2 separate regions of the Homo sapiens genome follow, and region 2 is linked to region 1. Evidence: chromatin loops called from intact Hi-C (ENCODE). Cell type or tissue: heart left ventricle. All regions are shown on one strand.

Evidence for each region. Peaks named below come from ENCODE experiments on the same cell type or tissue, not always from the same donor. Only the 100,000 strongest peaks of a DNase experiment are listed, where the experiment ranks them.
Region 2: it touches region 1 in a loop (4-fold over the local background); 36 of 110 quality-filtered maps call a loop at or near these places.

Annotation. Positions count from the first base shown.
Region 1 is chr11:69,914,355-69,922,354 of GRCh38, forward strand. No RefSeq gene overlaps it. Among named protein-coding and RNA genes, the nearest start is that of FGF3, 99 kb to the left of the region's middle. In heart left ventricle, CTCF peaks have their summits at 1,266 (motif pointing right), 1,468, 4,658 (motif pointing right) and 4,861; DNase peaks (open chromatin) are centred at 1,297, 1,767, 4,657, 7,417 and 5 weaker places; H3K4me3 peaks cover 754 bases; H3K27ac peaks cover 5,159 bases; H3K27me3 peaks cover 1,226 bases.
Region 2 is chr11:70,078,816-70,086,815 of GRCh38, forward strand. All of the region lies in intron 1 of ANO1 (anoctamin 1), which reads left to right. Among named protein-coding and RNA genes, the nearest start is that of ANO1, 4.5 kb to the left of the region's middle. In heart left ventricle, a CTCF peak has its summit at 4,254 (motif pointing left); DNase peaks (open chromatin) are centred at 261 and 5,736; H3K4me3 peaks cover 2,030 bases; H3K27ac peaks cover 1,018 bases; H3K27me3 peaks cover 1,182 bases.

The DNA.
Region 1 (8,000 bases):
GCTGGAGCCAGCGCCTTGTCTTCCCTCTACCTGTCTAGGCCCCAGAAGGCTGCAGCCAGGGAGGGGGCTGGGCATCTTAAGGAGGGCCGGCTCTCTCTAGCAGAGTCCTGGGAGAAGAGGCCAGGGCCTTCACCGACAGCGCAGCACCTCCAGTTTCCGCGGCACCTCCACGGCCCTCTCGCCTAAGCCTCTCCACCCCTGTGTGGGGGGCTTGCTGTGGTTCTGCTTTACAGGGGGAGAAACTGAGGGCCCAGAAGGTCAGGCTGCGGCTGAAGGTGCAAGGACTCAAAGGCTGACTCCGGGGTGGGGACGGGTTTGGAATTTCCTGTTCCTCCTCACCTTTGAGAGGTGTCCTGGCTGGGCTGTGCCAGGCTGGGAAGTGTCTCCGGAGGCTCCACACCCACCCACACCTGGTATTTTTGTTCCCAGGTGGGTCTGATGCCAGGAGGATGTGGTTAAGCTCGAGGCCCTGCTGTCTCCTTCCATGCCCGGGGTCAATGGATCCTTATCTGGCAAGATCTTATCTGTGTGTCCTTGACAGACTCTGGAGCAGGCTCCTGGAGGTACCAGGAGGCCCAGGTGGGTAATCACGGGTGCCAAGAAGTGGCCTGTGGGGGGGGGGCCCTCCATCTTGGGACCCAACCCGGGACCCCCCTGCCCCCGAGACTGCTTCTCAACCATGACTTCCCCTTGCCCTGCTCCTTGCTGCCTGCTGGGAGGCACAGGCAGTGTACTAGGAAGCCCAAAAGAGAAGCCCAAAGCAGAACAGGGCATCCTCCAGGGCCCAAGGGGAGAGGCTTTGGACCTCACTTACACAAACTGGGTGGGAGCTTCCTAGCAGCCAAAGCAAAGAGGAAAGAAGTTGAAGGAAGGTGGAGGTGGTGTAAGAGGTTGGTCTGAGGCATGGACCCCAGGATGCTCCCCAGAAGTTGTCTGAGTCATCCTTTGGACATAGCAGGACTCAGTACATTCATTGAACAAACAAGGCACTAGACACTCATTGCTATATTTTTAAGGCCCCTCGTTGAAGTGAATCACAGCCTCGTTCCCAGTCTCCTGGGCTTTCACCCTGCCCCACGGACGGGATGCTGGCTCTTCCCTGTCGCCCCGCATTGTGACTGGCTGTGTTCCACATGGTGCAAACTTATTCCCAATTGACCCGTGGGGTCTGCTGGAGCCCTAGGGCTGACCACAGGGGCTGCAGGGCATGGTTGCCCTGGGAGCCCTGCAGCTCAGGTCCACTTAGCACTTTCTGGAAAAGCAACCGCCTCTAGGGGGCAGCACAGTGTCACCGGGAAAAGCCGGACGTGGCTTCGGGGACCTGGGCTTGGATCCAGGATCCAGCCCCTGCCGCTTCAGCAGTGGAGTGATGGGGGCCAAGTCACTTCCGCCCCAAGCCTCAGTGTCTCCCTGCACCCCTCCACCCCCTATAGAGTGGGACTAAGAGTGTTCTGAGCCAGGCTTCCAGTGAGGTGGGGGTGGGGAGGGCAGGACAGACGGGTCAGTGTCCTCGCTCCTGGCCCCTTTTCACCTCTGATGTTGAAGTTAAACATTCAACAAATTATGAGAAAATAAAGCAACAGTTTAAAAATAGGAGAAAACGTATCCCAAAAGAATGTTCTATGATTTCCGGCTGGGTCACTCTTGGCAGGCTCCAGCAGGGAGGAGCAGGGCAGGGCCGGGGCATGGCTCAGGGAATGGGGGAGCGCTCTCCCTAAGACCCCAGCCCCAGCCTCCGCCTTGTCCTCAGGCAGCCAGGAGCAGGCACAGCTGCCTCGCTTCCCCTGGGAGAACGCTGGCTCCTTCAACTTCCCCCCGAAAGGCATCCAGAGGCCTCCAGCTGGCCCCCTCCCCTCTTTCCCCCAGCTTTGGGGTCTGGGCAGAGTGAGGCTGGAGTCCACCTTCCGGGCATTGGGAGTACAGGAAACAGTCCCAAGGGACCTCTTTCACTGAGAAGGCACAGAATCCCTTCCTAGAACGGGATATGTGTTTGTTTCCAACGGCTGCTGCAATCAATGCCTGCAAACTTACAGGCTGGAAATGGCACAAGTGGATTCTCCTGACAGTTCTGGAAGTCAGAAATGCCGCTCATCAGCCGGGCATGGTGGCTCACACCTGTAATCCTTGCACTTTGGGAGGCCGAGGCAGGCAGGTCACTTGAGGTCAGGAGCTCAAGACCAGCCTGGCAAACATGGCAAAACCTCATCTCAGCCAGGTGCAGTGGCTCACGCCTGTAATCCCACCACTTTGGGAGGCCAAGGCAGGTGGATCACGAGGTCAAGAGTTCAAGACCAGCCTGGCCAACATGGTGAAACCCGTCTCTACTAAAAATACAAAAAATTGGCTGGGCATGGTGGCTGGCACCTGTAATCCCAGCTGCTCAGGAGGCTGAGGCAGGAGAATCACTTGAACCTGGTAGGCAGAGATTGCAGTGAGCTGAGATTACACCACAGCACCCCAGCCCTGGTGACAGAGCAAGACTCTGTCTCAAAAAAAGAAAAAGAAAAAAAAGAAGAAAAAAGGAATGCCACTAGTCTAGAATCAAGGTGTCTGCAGGGCTACATTTCTCCTGGAGAGTCTAGGAGAACCCAAGCCTTGTCTTTTCCAGCTTCCAGAGGCAGCTTGTGCTCCTTGGCTTGTGGCCCCTTCCTCCATCTTCAAAGTCAGCAGCACTGCCCCTCCTGGGAAGATTTTCCTCTCTCTCCCTCTCCCTCTCTCCCTCTCTTCTATCTCTCCCTCTCTCCCCTCCCTCTCTCTCTCTCTCTCCTTCTCTCCTCTCCCTCTCTCTCCTGAGCCATGCCCTGGCCCTGCCCTGCTCCGCCCTGCCTCTCTCCCTCTCTCTTCACTCTCTCCCTCTCTCTTTTTCTCTCTCCCTCTCTTCTCTCTCTCTCCTCTCCCTCTCTCCTCTCTCTCTCCTCTCCCTCTCTCCCTCCCTCTCCTCTTTCTCCTCTCCCTCTCTCTCTCCCTCTCTTCTCTCTCTCTCCCTCTCCCCTCCCTCTCTCTCTCTCCCTCTCTTCTCTTCTCCCCCGCTTCTCTCTCTCTCCCCCTCTCCCCTCCTCTCTTTCTCTCTCTTCTCTTCTCTCTCCCACTCTCTTCTCCCTCCTCTCTCTCCCTTTCTCCTCTCTATTTCTCTCTCTCTCCCTCTCTCCTCTCCCTCTCTCTCCCTCTCTCCTCTCTCTCTCTCTCCCTCTCTCCTCTCTCTCTCCCTCTCTGGCCCCCTCCCCTTCTCTCTTCTCTTCTCTCTCCCTCTCTCCTCTCTCTCTCCGTTTCCCTCTCTCTCTCCCCCGTCTCTCCCTCTCTTCTCTCTCTCCCTCTCTCCTCTCCCTCTCTCCTCTCACTCTCTCCCTCTCTCTCCTCTCTTCTCTCTCTCCCTCTCTCTCTTCTCTGCCTCTCTTCTCTATCTCCCTCTCTCTGTTTTCTCTTTCTCCCTCTCTCCTCTTTCTCTCTCTCCCTCTCTCTCTCTCCCTCTCTCCTCTCTCTCTCCCTCTCTCCTCTCTCTCTCCCTCTCTCTCTTCCCCCTCTCTTCTCTCTCTCCCTCTCTCCTCTATCCCTCTCTCTCCCTCTCTCCTCTATCCCTCTCTCTCCCTCTCTCCTCTATCCCTCTCTCTCCCTCTCTCCCCCTTCTCTTCTCTCTCTCTCCCTCTCTCCTCTATTCCTCTCTTTCTCCCCCCCCCCCCCGCTTCTTCTTGTCACATCTTTTCTGTGACTCCCTCCTGCCTCCCTCTTACAGGAAGCTGGAGGTTACCCACGACCGTCTGGGATCATCTCCACCTCAGAATCCTTGCTCCGTGACATCGGTAGAATGTCTTTGGCCACGGAAGGGAACATGTTCATAGGTCCTGGGCACTAAGATGTGGGGGATTCCATTACTGGTGGGGGGTTCCATTATTTGGTTGACCACCGACCTGGTACACAGTGGGTGCCCCTGGGATTTGTTGTAGCAGGGAGCACTGGCTGCAGCAGGAGCCTGACCCTCGCGGGAGCGTCTAGCCAGCCTTGGTGCCAGGTAGGCCGTGGCATTTAGCTCTCCGGCCCAGAGCCTCAGCAAGGCCACGGCGCTCGGCCAGAGGAACACAGCCACCCAGCGGAGAGCCAAGACTCAGCCCAGACGTCCCAGACGCCAGGCCCTTTCCTGGGTGCCCTCAGCACGCCCCACCCCCACCCCGTGAGGACGTCTGCCCGGGCTCCGGATGCCCCAGGGCCTTGGACCACCAGGGACTGTGCCTTAGGGGCAGGGTGACCCTGCGGTGCTGGGCGTTTGACACGGCCTTTCCCCCTGGAAGCCTCTGTCGCCCTCGATACAATGTGAAGAGTTGGGCTGTAGGGTCAGGCGGAGAGATTGGGGTTCACATCTGGATTCTGGCATCCACGGGCAGAGCGACCAGGACCAGTCTGAGAAACGGGGTCCTCACTCTAAACGTCCGGACGGCCCCTGCCTTAGAGGGAGTGGGGGATGAAATGTAGCAATGTCCCCTGCACATGGAGAAGCCTCCTCAGGCGAGGCCGGGGGATCAGGCAGCTCGCGCCCGGAAGGCTTCGCATATAATGCACCGTCTATTTCAGCTCGCCGGGGTCTTGCTGCAAAGTTGCGCAACAGAAAATGTGAGAGACGCGGCAGTCACTCCACTAAGCGGGACAGGGCCAGGCCCGCCGCCAGGGGGCAGCATCGCCTCTCCCGGCCGAGCCTTCCTGGGAGTCCCGCGGGGGCTGCTCCCCAAAGGACAGAGCTCCGGGTTCATGGGGAACGGGGTGCCGAGAAAGCCTGCCTGGCCCTCCCAGGCCCCACTTCCTTGTTCTTACAAACCTAAGGAAGAGTGGGCTCCTGGGATTAACTCGGCGTCACGAAACCCTGGCCCTGAGGGACGGACCTCTCAGCCTGGGTCAGGCCAAGGACATCTGAGTGGCCCCACCGCGAACTCCTGTGAGCCCCTGGAGCGAGCAGTGGCCTCGAGTCTGTGCCCACCTCCTTTCACGCCCCTCTTCCCTGGCTGGCCATCTTGGCATCCCTCCTCCCCTGCCACTCTATCTTGGCCTCCTGGGCCGGCTCCCACCCCCCGGTTCCCATGCTTCCTCCCCGCAGAGAGGGACCCAGAGGTGCCACCACCTTGGGGTGACCAAGTCCCAGTGCTATGTTCGGCCCCAGGGCTCCTTCACTTCACTCACAGGCGCCTTTCCCTGCAGCTCACACAGGCACAAAGTAACACACGTGCCCGCACACTCGTGTATACACGCACACAGGCACACACTACTGCTCACATGCACATAAGTGCAATGTGTCCTCACATGAACATGAGTGCAATGGGAACACTCTTACACACCAGTTCACAGACACCCACATGCACACACTCCACCACACATGCATACACACAGACAGGTACACACTCCTCCAGGGCTCTTGGGAATAGTCCTCTGTTTTGTCACCAAGCTCCCAGGAAAGCTGCCCCTCCCTGCTGGCTCCAGGGCCTGTCACCAGCCATCCAGCTCTTGCCTGGAGTGAGTCCTCCCTCCTCAGGGTGAGTCCTTCCTCCTTGGGGTGAGTTCCCCTCCTGGGGTGAGTCCTCCTTCCTGAGGTAAGTCCTCCCTTCTCAGGGTGAGTCCTCTCTCCTCAGGGTGAGTTTCCCTCCTGGGGTTAGTCCTCCTGCCTCTGAGTGAGTTCCCCCTCCTCAGGGTGAGTCCTCCTCAGGGTGAGTTCCCCCTCCTTGGGTGAATGCTCCCTTCTCACGGTGAGTTCCCCTCCTAGAGTGAGTCCTGCCTCCTCTGGGTGAGTCCCCCTCCTGGGATGCGTCCTCCCTCCTGAGGTAAGTCCATCCTTCTCAGGGTGAGTCCTCCTCAGGGTGAGTTCCCCCTCCTAGGGTGACCCCTCCTTCCTCAACCCGGAGTTCCCCTCCTGGGGTGAGTCCTCTCACCTCTGGGTGAGTTCCCCCTCCTCAGGGTGAGTTCCCCTCCTGAGGTGAGTCCTCCCTTCTCTGGGTGAGTTCCCCTCCTGAGGTGAGTCCTGCCTCCTCAGGGTGAGTTCCCCTCCTGGGTGAGTGCCCCCCCCTCTAGATGAGTTCCCCCTCCTCTGGGTGAGTCCCCCTCCTTAGGGTGAGTTCCCCTCCTGAGGTGAGTTTCCCTCCTGGGGTAAGCCCTCCCGCTTCTGGGTGAGTCCTCCCTTTTCAGGCTGAGTCCTCCCTCCTGGGGTGAGTCCTCCCTCAGGTCCACCTCCTCTCCCCAGCCGGCTTCCATGGGGCTTCTTCAGTGGTTCCAGCTGGCGTGTGCCAGTCCCCCAGGAGGTCCAGGTCCTTTCTCGACATTTTCCTCAGCTGCTGGGGCTGCAGGGGATGCACCAGCTGCATGGACGGGGTGGCATTGCCTGATCCCACCTCCCACAAACGTCTGTGCACCTGCCCCTGCCCCAGTGCTGCAGCCTCAGTGTAGATGTGGCCACACAGGGCCTGCAACCACTGAGCTCCGAAGCCCCAACCTGCAGCCATGGGGCGGGGGGACATGAATTCGAAGCCCTGTGGCATCAATAGGGTAATGTGGCGGGTACCAGGTGGGGTCCTCCTGCTGCCCCAGGAGCGGGGCCCACCGCGGCCTGCAGCAGCCACAGGTGCAGGAGGGTGGGGGAGGCTGTCAGAGGCTATCAGTGCCCAAGCTGCCTTCTGCTTGGGGACAGCCCTCAGATGAGTCCCTGGGAGCCCGGTGCTCCTCAGCGAGGGCCTGGGCTGGGGTTTGGGGCTGCTCCCTGGCTCTGCCCATCAGCAGCATGACACAGGCAGGCCGGGCCACTCAGGGCTCCAGACTTCTCAAGGTGCAGTGTGGCAGGACAGCCTCCCTGAGGGTGTTCTGAGGACTCGGAGCTGCCTCTGAAGTTCCTACTCACTGTTCACTCCAATACATGAGGTTAGGGTCAGGTCGGGTAATCAGTGAGACACCAACCCCCTGCCACCCCTAGGAAGGTGGGGAGGGCCAAGTCCTGGCTGCTCATGGCATCCTGGCTTTTCAGGAGCCCTTCGGTCAAAAATAAAATGATCTGCTTGCCCTACAAGAAATAAAGCTGGGGTGACCCAGAGAGGCTGGGCTCAGCCTGGGAAAGGGGGTGTCCCAAGAGAAGGAGGAGGGTAAAGGGCTGTGGCCTCTCCGGAGGGGGCCACCGGGAGTCACCGAGAGGCAGCAGGACCAAGGGGGAGGCTCTGGGCATCCTGCCGAGAGCACCACAGGTTAAAAAACCCTACCCAAGGCCTTTGATCCCCTGCTGGGGAGAGATTGGATGTCCCTTGAACCCCAGGAGGAACCAGACCTCGGGCTGGATTTTATTCTGTGGAGACAAGTGAAGCTTCGTGACATCCACGGCGTGAGTCCTGGGGAGTGGAGCTGTCCAGCCTGTGGCTCTGGGCCTGCGTCACGCCACTTGTGGGTGGGCCTGTGTCACGCAGCTCACGGGACAGAGCCAGGACACCCCGAGGAAGGCTGGGGCAGGACAGCCAGGCCCCCATGCTCTCGCTGGCTTCACAGTCCAACTGGGAGACAAGAAAAATGAAAATCAAGGTTCAGGGCTGGCGGCACGAGGACCCTGGGGCTCCCTGGTGGCTGGATTTCAGCTATGGGAGGAAGAGACAGTGCGTTTCTGGGTAGTGAGGGGCCCAGCACAGACAAGGCCTGGAGGCTGGAAAGTTCGGGGTGTGCCCCGGGACTGGGGAGCAGGCAGGGATGGTGTGAAGTGGGTGTTGGCATCTCTACACCCGCCCAGGGCAGGACTCGGCTTGAGCCACGCCTTCTGGATCATGGGGTGCGGAAAGTGGGGCCCTGCTGTCTGCGGGGTCGGCGTGGGGTATGTGCCTTTAGGAGAAGATGGGAAAGTGACTCATGATGGGTGGCTCCGCAGCTGCCCCTTCCAGGGACTCAGGCACCTCCCGCTGTCACCATACCCCTCCCCACTTTCTCTACGTGGCTAAGGAGTGGGGATCTCAGGCCAGCGGGGGGAGCCCAGGGCACAGCTCCAGCAGGGCTGGCCCCTC
Region 2 (8,000 bases), 160 kb after region 1:
GGGGCCGCACCCTCCGCGCAGGGTTCGCGGCGCCCACCCGCGCACGTGCGTGCCGGGAAGGGCGCGCCGGCCCTGGCCAAGTGCGTGCGCCCCGCCTGCGCTCTGAGCGTTCCGAGCGCGGCGCCCACTCCGCCCAGCGCAGCGCCGGGCCCCCAGGCATGGCCCGGCCTCGGAGCTCTGCGGCCCCGAAGCCGCCTCACCCGGGGCTGCAGCTCGGAGCCCAACCAAGAGCTCACGGCTGGCGCCCTGGATGGGACCTTCCCTTCCTGGCTCGCGGCCAGGGGTACCTGTTGGGGCAGCCAGGGTGAGGGTGATGGTGGGGGTCTTGGGTGAAGGCCAAGTTGGTCGCCACTCCACGATGATGGTAACTGCCAGGCCCCACTGCTTCACTATCCTCTGGGGCCAGAGTCCCGAGTCCTCACTTGCCAGAAACGCATATTGTGCCCAGGGCACTGGGCCTGGTACCCTGGCATTGGCACCGAAACTCTCAAAGCCCAGGGTGTCAATCATTGGAGATTGCTTTCTACCCTCGCCCCTGTCTCCCCTGGGCGCCCAGGCCTGGTTCAGGTGGGGGCACTGGTTGGAAGCCAGTCATGTAAGTTGGGGACCCCATCCTGAGGTCCCCAATATCCCCACCACCCTCCCCAGGGCCAGACCCAGAGGTCTAGGTAACCCTATGTTTTAGAGAGGGGGGCAGAATTCTCCCAGGAAGGGTTTGGCTTGAAGGACAAAGTTTGCCGGAAGAGGATAGGACAGGGCTGGGACTGGCTATCTCCTCTTGGGGTGAGGGAAGCTCTCAGCAGCAATTTGTGGGACCTAAGGACAGAAGCTCCCTTCTACCTTCTTCCCATGCAGACCCCATCAAAGCCCCTCCCCAGGCGTCAGGCCCAGCAGGGCTGCTTCAAGCAGGATGAGGATGGCCCTGGCCTGTCCCTCTAGTCTCTGGAGCTCACAGAGAGGCAGGGAATGAAGCGGGAGCAAAGCTCCTGCTTTGAGTCTCTGTTCCAGCGACAGCAGGGACTCTGGCCTTGGTCAGGCCTTGCACCCCTTGGGTCACAGTGGAGGGGGGTGGCCTGGGGGCATCTCTTCAGGAAATGAGATTGCACAGAGCTGCCAGGAGCACTGGGAACAGGTGTAGATGGAGAGGGAGTCTACCTGTGACTCACAGGACTGGCCGGAGGAGCTCAGGGATTGCCATTTGATCAAAGCCATGTGCCAGGCCATGCTGGCCCCTGGGCACCCTCAAAGAATGAGACAGGGAAGGCTCCGCCCATCTGGAGCTTACTTAAGAAATGGTGATGGAACGTTACCCGTTATCCACGGCAGTGACAGGGACTATTCCATAGTGCTGGGCCAGTGCTGTGTCTTAGCTCATTGAACTCTCACAACGTGTGAGGTAGGTGCTATTGCTACAGGCAAGGAGACTGAGGCCCAGAGGGGCAGGTGACCAGCTCCAAGTCACCCATCAGCTGGGAGGACAGTTAGGAAGGGCCCAGGACACAGACCAGGTAGCTGCAGAAAGCCTGCCTGAAGAATAAACATTCTGGAGAAGGAGCTAATTCTACCCATAATGGGTAGGGACTGAGTCTTTCAAAAACATTGCATACTCAAAGTCCCAAAGGTGGGACCATGGAGGTACCAGCCAGGAGCCAGGGGATGGTAGTGGTGGCCAAGGTGATGGAGAAATGGATGCTCTGGGGGTAGACTAGACAAGACCTGATGGTGAACTGAATGTTCAATAAGAAATGGAGCCTGTCATGAATAGCCCCCGGTCTCTAGAGTTTTTGTTCCAGGACCCATTGCTTATCCAGACCCAGAAACTATCTGCCTCCTGCAAACCCAGGTGAAGGCCATAAAGTCTGCAAAGAGGCAGCTGGGCCCAGATGAGACCATCAGCTCCTGGGTTCCACACAACACTTCCGTTACACATACTTTGTTTTGTGAGCTTGGAAGGCTGAATCAGAGGCGCGCGCTGTGGGAGGCAGACCCTGGGAGCAGCATCTGCCGGTAGATGGCCAGACAGGCTGGAGGCTGCAGCCATGGAGCAGGGGCCTGTTGGTGCAGGGCAGGCAGCATGGCAGGGAGAGCCTCCCAGGGCATCCCCGGCACCACTCAAGCCAACAGTTGTTGCTCAGTCATTACCCTGAGTCACCCAACGAAGGCGGCTCTGTACACACGAGGGCCAGAGGGCGTGGGCTGCATTTCAAAAGTTCCTATCCTGTTCTCAGGTGTGAAACTCATACATGCACAAGTCAACCACAAGATAAGTTCATCCAATTCAGGCTGCGGTTCCCAGCCTGTGACTTTTGCCTCTCTTCATTCCCAAGTTCAAGGGTGGAAATGACTTCATTGTTTCTGTGCAGAGATATAAGAAGAAATGACTTGAAAGCCAGAGGCCAGGTTGAATGCAATTTGTTTCCATTTCCCTCTGTTAATCTTTGAGTGTTTCTACTTTCTTCCTTGAAACTGGTGGTTGTCCATGGTCTGGGATCTGTGTGCCCCAAACAAGCCCAGACACTCCAGAGATACCTGATTTGCTGGTATCTGCCCAGTATTTCCTGGCTTATCTGCTGTGGGAGATGATCTGCTTGTAGATTATGGAACGTGCCCCATAATCGTACATTGATATGTAGTGACCTGGTTTTAAAATTTTTTTAGAAGACAAAGGAAGTTTAAAACTGATGTTCCCTTCTTAACTATAATTTGAAGAGTCTCAAAACCAAAAGAAATTTTACAGGCCACTGATTTCATTTAGCCCATTTTCAGAGAAAGTGAACATTGTAGATTCCCTTGAGTGATCAAGATATTTCATATGGATATGAATTCAGTTCCTGGAGTACCAACTCCAGAGACCAGCGGAAGAAACCAGAGCCCAGAGTCCCAGGACAGTATTAAAGGTTAAAGGACATAGGATTGCTTTCCCCCTTCTGCCCTTTTGTTGGAGTTTGAGGAAGGGGTTCATAGAGGCAGGTGTGGACCAGATATAGGCTGCCATTCATGGCGCCTGGGACAGGTCTTCCAGGACACTCCTGCTGTGAAGGGAACCTTTGTCCTTCACATTTTCCCATGTGGCCTCAGGGAAGTATTTCTCTTCCACCATATTCCTATCTTCCTTAGGGAGGCACCTTCCAGGAGTACCTCCCTCAGTTATGCAGAAGGAAGTCTTCAAAATACCTTCAGATCATCGATCACATTTTATCCCCACAAGAATCCTGTGACCTAAGTCCAGATGTCTTTGTCGGCATCTCACAGATGAGAAAACTGAGGCTCCCAGTTGGGGGTTGTGGTGTTTAAGTTGCTGGCCTGCCTGGGTCTCAGCTTCTGTATCCTTGGATCTGATGGCCACAGCCAGCCACAGTATACAAGACCCAGCCTCTGTTGTTCATTCACACATGCCTGCATTCATTCATTCATTCAGCAACCACATATTCAGTGCTAACCATCAAAAAGATGAATAAGAGGGCTGGGTGCCATGGCTCACACCTCTAAATCCAGCACCTTGGGAGGCCGAGGCTGGTGGATCACCTAAGGTCAAGAGTTCAAGACCAGCCTGGCCAACATAGTGAAACCCAAGTCTCTACTAAAATTATGAACATTAACCAGGCATGGTGGTATGCACCTGTAATCCCAGCTACTTGGGAGGCAGAGGCACAAGAATTGCTTGAACCCAAAAGGTGGAGGTTGCAGTGAGCCAAGATCGCACCACTGCGCTCCAGCCTAGGCGACAGAGCAAGAATTCGTCTCAAAAGAAAAGATGAATAAGAAACTCCTTACCCTCAGCAAAGGTGCACCGAGGGGTTGCTTGCCCCTTTCTTAAGAATACAGAAACAGAAATGTTCTGAAGCTTTCCCAGGCCTTCGAATTTGGAAGTTATGCACAAAGTCTCACCCACATCCCTCCCACTGCAATTACATCTTTGCCTTTTTGTCCCGTTCTACACAAGAAAGGCACCCACTCCACTGCTCCGTGGAAGGGCACCATAAAGTCACACGCACTGGTCCTTGCTATGCATTCACCTCCCGACTCTCTCCAAGCCCAGCTCAGGATTGCTCTCCAGACCCTAGGAGCCTCCCAGCCTTTTAGAGTGTAGACGGGAGAGAGCCCACACCTTAAAAACTAATACCTAAACAGACAAAGCAGCTTATCCAGGGTCACACAGCAAATCAGTGACAGAGTCAGGCGCTGGGACTCCCACACCTGTGCTTGGTGCTGCCTCCTGCTGGTCCCAGCATCACATCCAGCTCCTTTTGTAACTTTTTAAAGTCTGGATTTGGCACTGCTACCATCTTTCACTTGTGGTCCACTCTGGCCACAAGATTTTTTTTCCCCTGTCCTCCCCTAGTTCTTTATGTGCGTGTGTCTCAGTTCCCAATTAGAGCAAACTTCTGTTGAAGGTTCACTCTATGCTAGGCCCTGTTGGAAACTCTTTACAAGATATATTAACAGGTTTCATCCTTCCAGCAACCCCATGAGGGAGGTCATATAACATGAGGTAGGTCTTAGGGATATGGAGAGACAAAAACACGAAGCTGTGTGCCTGGGGTCACACAGCTGGTGAGTGGCAGAGCTGGTGTTTGAACACAGGTAGGAGGATGCCCACTCTTGATCAGGCCCCAGTGCTGTCTCTCCCTCCACCATGCATGGGAAGTTAGATGATGTTTCTGCTCTCCCAAAGACTGTAGGCCCCTGAGGGTAGGTGTGTCCCTTGATAGGCCCCCAGTGGACAGATGATGGGGGTTCGTATTGAACCTGGTAGCCTTCCCTGTTTCAACTTGATAGAGGATTTTTGGCCACTCCTTAGTGTAATTTCCCTGCTTTCTGGCTTGGAGGGATCCCTGTGGAATTTCCTCCCTGTCTCTAAGGATTTGTTTGCTATTATCATTATCCCTGCCAACCAGGAGTGTTTATGGAGCCCCAACCAGGTTCTCAGTCCCTGTGTACTGAGGTCAGGTTGGAGCTCTGTCCTAACACATCTCTAGACAGTCCCTGGCCAGGCCTCCGGGGTCCTGCCATCCAGCTTTGGGGCTAATTTGCAAGTTAAGAACTTGTGGGTAGATGGCTCAGAGGCAGTCCCAGCACAGAGAGACCTGCAGAGGCCAGAGGGGCTGGCCACCTTCAGATCCCAGAGGATGCTGGATTTGCCCTGTGCCCTGAAAACCAGGTTGAATTACAAAGGGCTGAGAAGGACAGAAAGGGCGTACAGGGAGGGACACAGTGTCTGCAAAGGCAAGGAGGAGGGACTGGGGAAGGCCTGGGGGAGGGGGAGAGGAGACTGGGGAAGGCAGTATGGGGAGGAGATGAGGAGGAATAGCCGAAGCCCTCAGGCGCACCTGGGACTCAGGCAGGTGTGCCCTCCGACCCCTCGAGACCCTGCATTCACCTGCTGGGCACTGGCACATTCCCTGCACATGGGCTTCTGTCTTCCAAGAGCAGCTTCCGGTCGGGCTCTTTTGCCCCCTCAGCCATGGGGAGAGAAAAGCACCTTTAGTCACCAGCTCCCTGTAACCCTGCCCTTGTTTGACCTCCCTGAGATGTTGAGGGGAAAGCGTATCTGCCATTGGGTGGCCATCAGGGTGACGGGGATGGCTCCCAGGTGCCTGGCCCCAGAATTAGATGGAGCGTCCATCCTGGCACGTTCTGGTCAGTGTGTGCTGAGCTTAGCAGAGACCATCATCCCCTCAGTGAAGCCTCCCGCTGCTCCGCATTTAGCAGAAACCAACCCTGGGGCTCAGAGTGTCCAGAGCCTCCCCCAGGCCTTGCAGCTGGAGAGGGGCCAAGCCTAGATGTAGACCCAGGTCTGGCTGACTACACGGCCTGCCATGAAGCCAGTGCCCTGTCCTGGGCTGGCCTCACCTGCTGCCCCACACTGTCCAGACATACCTGTGGCCTGGTGTTGCCCAAACCTCCCGACTAGCCTGTGCTTATCTGCTGTCTCTACTGGCCCTGCTTAACCACTGCCCCAGGCTGGGACAGAACTGAGGCCTGCTAAATTGCTGCACTCTCCCCATGCCCCTCAGCACCAGAGACAGAGCCCTGCACTGGGGTCAGCCAGCAGGAGTCTGGTACTCAGGGCCACTGAGCTGGGCAGCTCACCCGTGGGAGCCTCAGTTTCCTCCAGGTCAAATGGACCTAACTATAGTAACCCCCTCATAGGGTCAGCTTGTGGGGACTCAGCGAGATGACATACCTGGGCCGAGAAACAGCGTCACCCTTAGTCGCGGCTCCTACTAAGGGGGGCCGCACCTTGGGCGTGCAGATGGGACTTGAGGCTGAGCTCAGCCTCCCGCCTGCGCTGTAACCCGGGCTCTCCTGCCCTGCTGGGCCTCAGTTTCCTCCTTGGCGAATTGAGAAGAATAGCTCTTTCGTGCTTCTCCTGCAGAAGGAATGCAGGCCCCCCGTGCTGGCTACAGACTTGCGATACTGGGGTCTTCCGTGAACCCCGTCCTTCATGGGGCTGGGCATGGGAACCCACTGCCCTCAAAAGCCAGCCCTCCCCCACCCTTCCCCCTGAGCCCTCCCAAGCCACCCACCCACATGGGCGTGGTCGTGGCCCCTAAGCACCCTCAGACTTTGTCACAGAGGGCAAGGTGGGCGGGGCACGCACACTGAGTCCAGGTCCTCCTGAAGGTCACCAGCACAGCGGGGCCCTGTGTTACTGTAGAGAGAAGTCAGTTGCTTAGTTTCAGCCTCCTGCCGGCACCAGATGCTGACCAGGCCCTCCCAGGTGGTGAGCAATGCTGTTTCCAGGAGAGGCATCCTAGGGCCAGAGAGGCCAAGGTGCCAGGGACATGGCCCCAACTGTCCCCTAACCAGGGGTAGAGGAGTCTAGACCCTTGACATCAACACCTATGAAAGGTGGGGCAGCCCCCAACCAGCAGCCCTGGCCCAGAGCCTCCTCTCTCCTTCCCCTACAACTAAAAAGGACAGCCTCCACTCGAGGCCTTCCCTCCCCCTCTCCCCCACTGCAGTGCTGACTGTTTGGGGAGGGGCTCCACCCTCCGGCTTCCCTGATACACTTTGGGTTGTATACAGCCCACCTGCCTCGAATGAGGGATTCTGCCTGCCCCTTTTCCCGACCAGTGCACAGCCATTTAGAGCCATGGTGCAGCCGGAAGCTGCCCAGGGGCTCCAGGCGACCACGTGGGGGGACCCTCCAGGCCAGCGAGGCCCAAGCACAGCTCTGTCCAAAGGCCACAGGTGCTCGGGCCCTGCCTGGCGCAGCATGCCGTCCCTGCACTCCATCAGGGAGGCCCTCTTCTCGGATGATGCCCCTCGGGAACTGATAGTGCCCTAGGGAGCGTCCTCACGTAGCCACAGGAAACTGAGGTGGAAACCAGGCGGCCAGCTCGAGGGATGAGGCACAGCTCTGTGGACCATTAGCAGCTTGGAGTTGCCTGTTAGGTTCTACCCAGCATGGCTTTTTTTATTTTTTCTTATTTCGGAAACCCAGATTGCTGATCGACCTGTCTGTCTTGATAACCGGCCAAACCCCTCGGGAATTCCAGCAATGCAGGCTTGGCTTTAGCAATGGTCCCATCACACTGCCACTGTGGGAATATCTGGTTTTTAAACAAACTGCTCCATACTGCTATCTCCCGTGGCCCCCTAGAGTCCTTCAAACAAATAAGGAAACTGAGGCAGGGCAGGCCCTGTTGGAGCCCTAACCCCGCCCCCTTGGTCACCCCAGGGCACCCACCAGCGGTGCCCATCCATACCAGTGGCTCACTGTCCTCTGCACCCAAAGGTGACTGACCGTGCAGGTGCTGCCGCAGGCCACGTGTGGGGAAGGTGCAAGCGCAGGGTCATTAACACCCCAGGAGTGACCCCCAGCCAAGAAAGGGCCAGAGCGGGTGCATGATCACCCAACTTCCTCACCCTCTGGGTACTGGCAGTGGGATGTGCCCTTCAAGGTCACTCCGAGGGTCCCCAGCAGGACGGACCCCAGCTGCACATAGCGGTGGCCGCTCCTTAACCCACCCCTGTCAGCCTCCCTCCCCTTC